Regions from separate parts of the Homo sapiens genome. Here region 1 is linked to region 2. A link is an interaction called in ENCODE POLR2A ChIA-PET data of the cell type or tissue named here. Cell type or tissue: MCF 10A. All regions are shown on one strand. Each heading gives the region's core, and the rest is flanking DNA. Links, peaks and the distances in the headings are about the cores only. Region 1 holds the start of LOC105372675 (a long non-coding RNA gene). Region 2 has its middle 51 kb from the start of CYP24A1.

The links. ChIA-PET counts read pairs that join two places held together with the same protein. Peaks named below come from ENCODE experiments on the same cell type or tissue, not always from the same donor. Only the 100,000 strongest peaks of a DNase experiment are listed, where the experiment ranks them.
Region 1: POLR2A ChIA-PET joins it to region 2 with 11 read pairs; 9 of 35 experiments call an interaction of 5 or more read pairs at or near these places.

Annotation. Positions count from the first base shown.
Region 1 is chr20:54,175,389-54,178,306 of GRCh38, forward strand. LOC105372675 (a long non-coding RNA gene) reads left to right here and starts at 2,906. Exons shown (of 4, transcript XR_936882.4): 1 at 2,906-2,918. In MCF 10A, for the core only: no CTCF peak of the experiment used is centred there; a DNase peak (open chromatin) is centred at 1,393.
Region 2 is chr20:54,121,810-54,124,727 of GRCh38, forward strand. No RefSeq gene overlaps it. Among named protein-coding and RNA genes, the nearest start is that of CYP24A1, 51 kb to the right of the region's middle. RefSeq lists an enhancer at 1,745-2,550. In MCF 10A, for the core only: no CTCF peak of the experiment used is centred there; a DNase peak (open chromatin) is centred at 1,842.

The sequences.
Region 1 (2,918 bases), core at 277-2,776, 54 kb after region 2:
TTACAGCATACACTATAGATTATGTTATATGCAATACACACTAAATATACATAATATAGTATAGATTGCATACAGTATGTAGATTCCATATGTTATATAATATTCTCATGAAAGCTTTCTAGGGCTTATGATAAGTCAGGCACTGAGCTAGACATTTTACATCATTTTTTCCGTTTAGTTCTCATCTCAGCCCAATGTCAATAAAATGAAATAAAATAAAAAACAAAAAAAAATCAAAGACAAACAAAAAAACCCTTGACTCTTACAGAGCTAAGTAATTTGCCCAATGTCACAGACGTTACCATTGGCTCAGGTGGGATTCAGACCCAATATTTTCTGATTCTAGGCTGGGCCCTAAATAGTACACCCATATACATCATGCTATGTTATGTCACTTTTTCTTAAACCAGAGTGTCTCAGAATATTGGAAGTATTTCTTAAATGAGAATTATCACCAAGAGGAAAGTGGGGGGGATCAGAATGCCTACCATGTCAGTATGTGTGGGGCAGTGTGAGGCAAACGTTTTATGTGCTGACGGTGGTGAAAAAGAATAGCTCTGGCTGAGTGTAGTGGCTCACGCCTGTAATCCCAGCACTTTGGGAGGCCGAGGTGGGCGGATCACCTGAGGTTGGGAGTTCGAGACCAGCCTGGCCAACATGGTGAAAGCCCATCTCTACCAAAAATACAAAAATTAGCCGGGTGTGGTGGTGCATGCCTGTAATCCCAGCTACTCAGGAGGCTGAGGCAGGAGAATCGCTTGAACTCGGGAGGCGGAGGTTACAGTGAGCCGAGATCGCCCCACTGCACTCCAGCCTGGGCGACAGAGTAAGACTCTGTCAAAAAAAAAAAAAAAAAAATAGCTCTAAACAGAAGGTCTATGTTTTTCACTACTGAGTACCTTGATTCTGGTGAGGTGCTTGGACACAGTGAATGGTCTATTGTTATTTCAACTATTGAGTAATTTTCCCAATTATTCTTTCTTTTCCTTCTCTTTTGGCAGATATGCACAAGGAGAAGAGGAAATAATTTCAGACTTGCTAGGTTTTTCTAAGAGTTTCATGCTATATAGCTTTATATACTCTAAATAGATATTTAAATATATGGGCAATCATTAGTTACATGATAGCTAAAAAGAAAATTCCTGTTTCAGGGATATTGGTTTCTCATGTTCAGTGGAGAAAATCCCCAGTAATTTTTAGACCGGATTGCAGAGGAAAGCAAGACTAGTTCTTTGAAACTTCATTGACCCCAATACATACCTGTCCTTGAGAAGTATGATTAAATTCAAAATGACTATTTTTGATCCCGCTTCCAGGAATTCACTATTCCTCATCTGTCCTCATCCTTCACTCACTACTTAGCCTCTATGAGTCATCCGGATAGGGATCTTGTCAGGAATTACTAATGAGAGATCTTGAAATGCCTCATAAATGCCTGCCATCATTACTGAGACAGGCTCAGGCCCTCTGTTTTGCTCTGGGAAATCTTACCAAGTCCTGGAATGGATAATTAGACTTCAGCCCTCATACCAAGGGACCACCCATGACAACATGTGTGTGTGAGTTCACACACCTGTGTACACATGTATAATGAGGGTGGGGTGGAGGAGCCTGTAGGAGTTCAAGGGCTGGTTTCTCTGCACTGGAAAATACAAAACACTTTCAAGTATATGCAATAGTAATATAGTTTTGTGCTTAAAACTGCTTAGGCCTGGCATGATGGCTCACGCCTGTAATTCCAGCAATTTGGAAGGGTGAGGCAGGCAGATCACTTGAGGTCAGGAGTTCAAGACCAGCCTGGCCAACATGGTGAAACCCTATCTCTACTAAAAAATACAAAAATTAGCCAGATGTTGTGGCAGATGCCTGTAATCCCAGCTACACGGGAGGCTAAGGCAGGAGGATTGCTTGAACCCGGGAGGTGAAGGTTGCAGTGAGCTGAGATCATGCCACTGCACTCCATCCTGGGCGACAGAGCAAGACTCCATCTCAAAAAAACAAACACAACAAACTTTGCCTAAACTGGGGCGTGAGTACTAGATCCACTTTCCGTTGCGGAAACCTGGAGGACTTACTTGCCGCATTTGTTAAATGGACAGTGTTGGTTCCAACCTCACGGTAAAGTTCAAGCTTCATGGAAACAGGAGTAGTAACAATAGCCAATTTCACGGGGCTCCTGTGAGAACACTGCAAATAAAATTCCTACCACAGTAAAGTGCCCAGCAAATATGACCTTGTAGCATTACTGTATTGCATGCCTTGGTTTTTTCAAAGTCCATAGAAGGGAGGCAATTTAGATGTCTCTGACTCAAGAAACTGTATACTTGAATAAAGCCAAAGGAAGATTAGCAATGAAATGCTGGTGAATTCAAATCCCAGCTCAGCCACTGAGCAGCTAGAAAAACCAGGGACAATTTACTTGTCTCTCTCTCAGCCTTAGTTTCCTCTTCTCAAAAGTGGCGATCAGGACGGGTGCAGTGGCTCACACCTGTAATCCCAGCACTTTGGGAGGCCAAGGCAGGCGGATCACCTGAGGTCAGAGTTCGAGACCAACCTGGCCAACATGGCAAACTCCTGTCTCTACTAAAAATACAAAAATTAGCTGGGCATGGTGGTGGGTGCCTGTAATTCCAGCTGCTTGGTAGGCTGAAGCAGGAGAATCACTTGAACCTGGGAGGTCGAGGTTGCAGTGAGCCGAGATAGCGCCACTGCACTCTAGTCTGGGCGACAGAGTGAGACTCCATCTCAAAAAAAAAAAAAAAATGGTGATCATGGTAGTAGTTCCCACTCCATAGGGTTTTTCTGAGGATGACAAAGCACTGAAAGTCCCTAGCACATGTGCTCACTGTTAATGTCATTAAGAACTACAGGAACTGGGCTGTCAAATAATTAAGGTCATAATCTTTATTACATGTGTC
Region 2 (2,918 bases), core at 322-2,821:
AGTTCTCACCTCACTTCCTGTCAATGTTTACCTAAGTAAGGAATGCTTAGTGTGATCATTTTCTTAACTCTTTATCCTGAAGAAGGACCTTCAGTAAAGACAATATTTTAATATTTTACTTCGGTTTCCTATATTTTACTTTGGTTGCCTCCATTATTCACCAATTTGTGCTTGTTCAGCCAGAAATTCAGGAACCACAGGAAAGCTGTTGACTAAAGAAAACCTTAAACTTTCATCCCAGTTCTGTTCACTGTTTTTTATTAAAGAGTTTTCTTTTTATAGTAAACTAAAGAGAGGATGTTCAGAGTCCAGGTTCATGAGCTGCAGGGCTTTTTTTTTTTTTTTTTTTTTTTTTGCTCAGCAGAACCCCAAAAATAGAATTGCAAAAATACAATTTGGTAAATCTTTAATGCCCAAATACTACTCCTTCCCCTAACTAAGTCAGCCACTGGAACCATTTCTGCCTCTGCACATGACACTGACCAGGAGGCTAAGCCCATTATTTATGCACGGCTGATTTTATTTCTCAATTCATTTTGAGCATCTTTAATGCAAAACAACAAGAAAAACAGCAGCAAAACACCCAGCCTGATTATAAGCCTTTTCTCCTGACTTTTAATGCAAACTTGAAGAATGAGCCAGAGATGACTCATAAACTCATGAACTTCAGTTTCTGGTGAAGACCATCATTTAAGACAAAGTCAGTTCCCCAGACTGTGGGTTTCCCTATTTAGTGAACAAACATGTTTACTTTAAAATGCTAATCAAAAAAGTCCTTGAACAGACATTGTCTTCCCCAAAATTACTAAAATAGTTACCATGTTTCAAATTATTTAGAATAGGAAACTAAATTATAATAAAATAATTGAGGATAGAAATCTAACTGATTTTTCACCTATTAAAATTTGGGTCACAAATTATACACACACATATACACACACACGCACCTACACACACATGCATACACATCTCCAAAACACAAGATAGTAAGCACGGGAAAATTTGCCAAATGTCCTAGTGGATTGATCAACAAACAGCCCAGGTAATTCTGCATTTCTTCTTGGTCGAAGTCACTTTTTCTTCCCAACTTCTCACTCAGACTAGGTACAACTAAAATGTAGATAAGTAAGTCACTTTATCTGTGTTTTATTTAAGCAGTACGGTGGTTAGGTGCATGAATGCTACAGCCAGCATGCCTGGTTCGGATTCCTGGTTATGCCACTGTTATTGGTAGCTTAATGTGGAGTTGGTAAGACGGGGATGTGGAAATAGCAGTGTCAATTCGTAACTTGCTTAGGAGGATTAAATGAATGTATAGAACATTGCCTGGCCCTGTGTACAAATTCAAGACTTTGAGCTCAGTTAGTCTGGAGAGCTAGCAGATTCTTAACCTTTGAATCCCCAGCTAAAAACCCTGTCCTGACGAACGTTCATGCACATTTTGACGGCCTTTCAGAGATGCTCAGGCCTTCTCTGCCTCCCTTACTCCCCAGGCTAAGGTCCTCTACTCTAGAAAACACCTAAAGGAACCTGGGGATGTGAGTTACATATGAAAACCACTTTAGTCCTCCTAAGGACACCATACATATTTTCTGAGCCATGGCAAAATCAATAGGTAAACAGGTATTGTTAGAGGGAACTAGGCCTGGTTCCTTTTTCAATGGGGTTTGAAAGTTGTATTTTGTTTATTAGGAAGGAAAGAAGTGGACCTTTCCAGTGGGTGATTCATCATCTGGTTCCTTCAGGGGAAGAGAGGGAGTGACTAGAGAGGATTGATGTCCAGCCTGGGGCCTGCTTTGCTCAACAGGGACCTCATGAAGGCAGGCTTCTTCCTCCTGACATTTCCAGCACTCCTCACGGGCACTCTGGAGAGGGATCTCTGAATCATCGCTGTGTCTAGACACATCAAAGGGCAAGCTGCCTGTTTCTCAGGCTCACCAAACCCAGTCAGGAGCACTAACGTGGCAGGTCTCCCTCTGAATCACTCAGACCAGAGGGAGGGCGCTGAGAGGTGAGCAGGTTCACCCGGCTGTATTCGCTCTTGGGCGAGGGCAACATTCCTCCCTGGGGAATGCAAAGTCATGTTGCCTCTTGCCAAAGCCAGTCAGGTAAGGAGACACTGTTGATTTTGTCTCTGCTTCCTGGTGCCAGAGCAGACCAAGCAGGGCTTTGAAGATGTTGATTAGACGTAAGCCTTGACGAGGAATGTGACTGTCATTCAACAGTGTAGGCACTCAGTAAATACCCGGGGCATGAATTCAAGGGAACGCTACCTTGCAAAATGGGCCACTCACTTCAGACAAGTAATTGAAAGAAACATTTAAAAATTCCAAGAGCAGGAAAGATAAAATAATTGCTTTGGGTTGCTCTTCGGAAGCCTAATGCAACATACAGTTAAGTTTTAGACTTCCTGACTATTCTTCACAAATTTCTTTTCTTCAAACTCATGTTGTTCTTATATCTGAATGTTCTACTGCATACTCTAATAGATTTGATTTCAACCACATCCCACACAAAATCATATTTACACACACACACACACATACATATACACATATGTATATGTATGCAGTTGATTATGGACATAGTTTTCTGCTTTGCAGATACTTTATTAAACATCTATTATATGTGATATTGATATTTCCTTTTCACATGTTAGAAATATTTTGTTTTCCGGTCTCAACCATTTTTTTTTTTTGAAACGGAGTCTTGCTCTGTCACCCAGGCTGGAGTGCAGTGGCACGATCTCGGCTCACTGCAGCCTCTGTCTCCCGGGTTGAAGCGATTCTCCTGCCTCAGTCTCCCAAGTAGCTAGTATTACAGGTGCCCGCTTGGCTAATTTTTTTATTTTATTTTTATTAGAGATGGAGTTTCATCGTGTTGGCCAGGCTGGTTTTGAACTCCTGACCTCAAGTGAT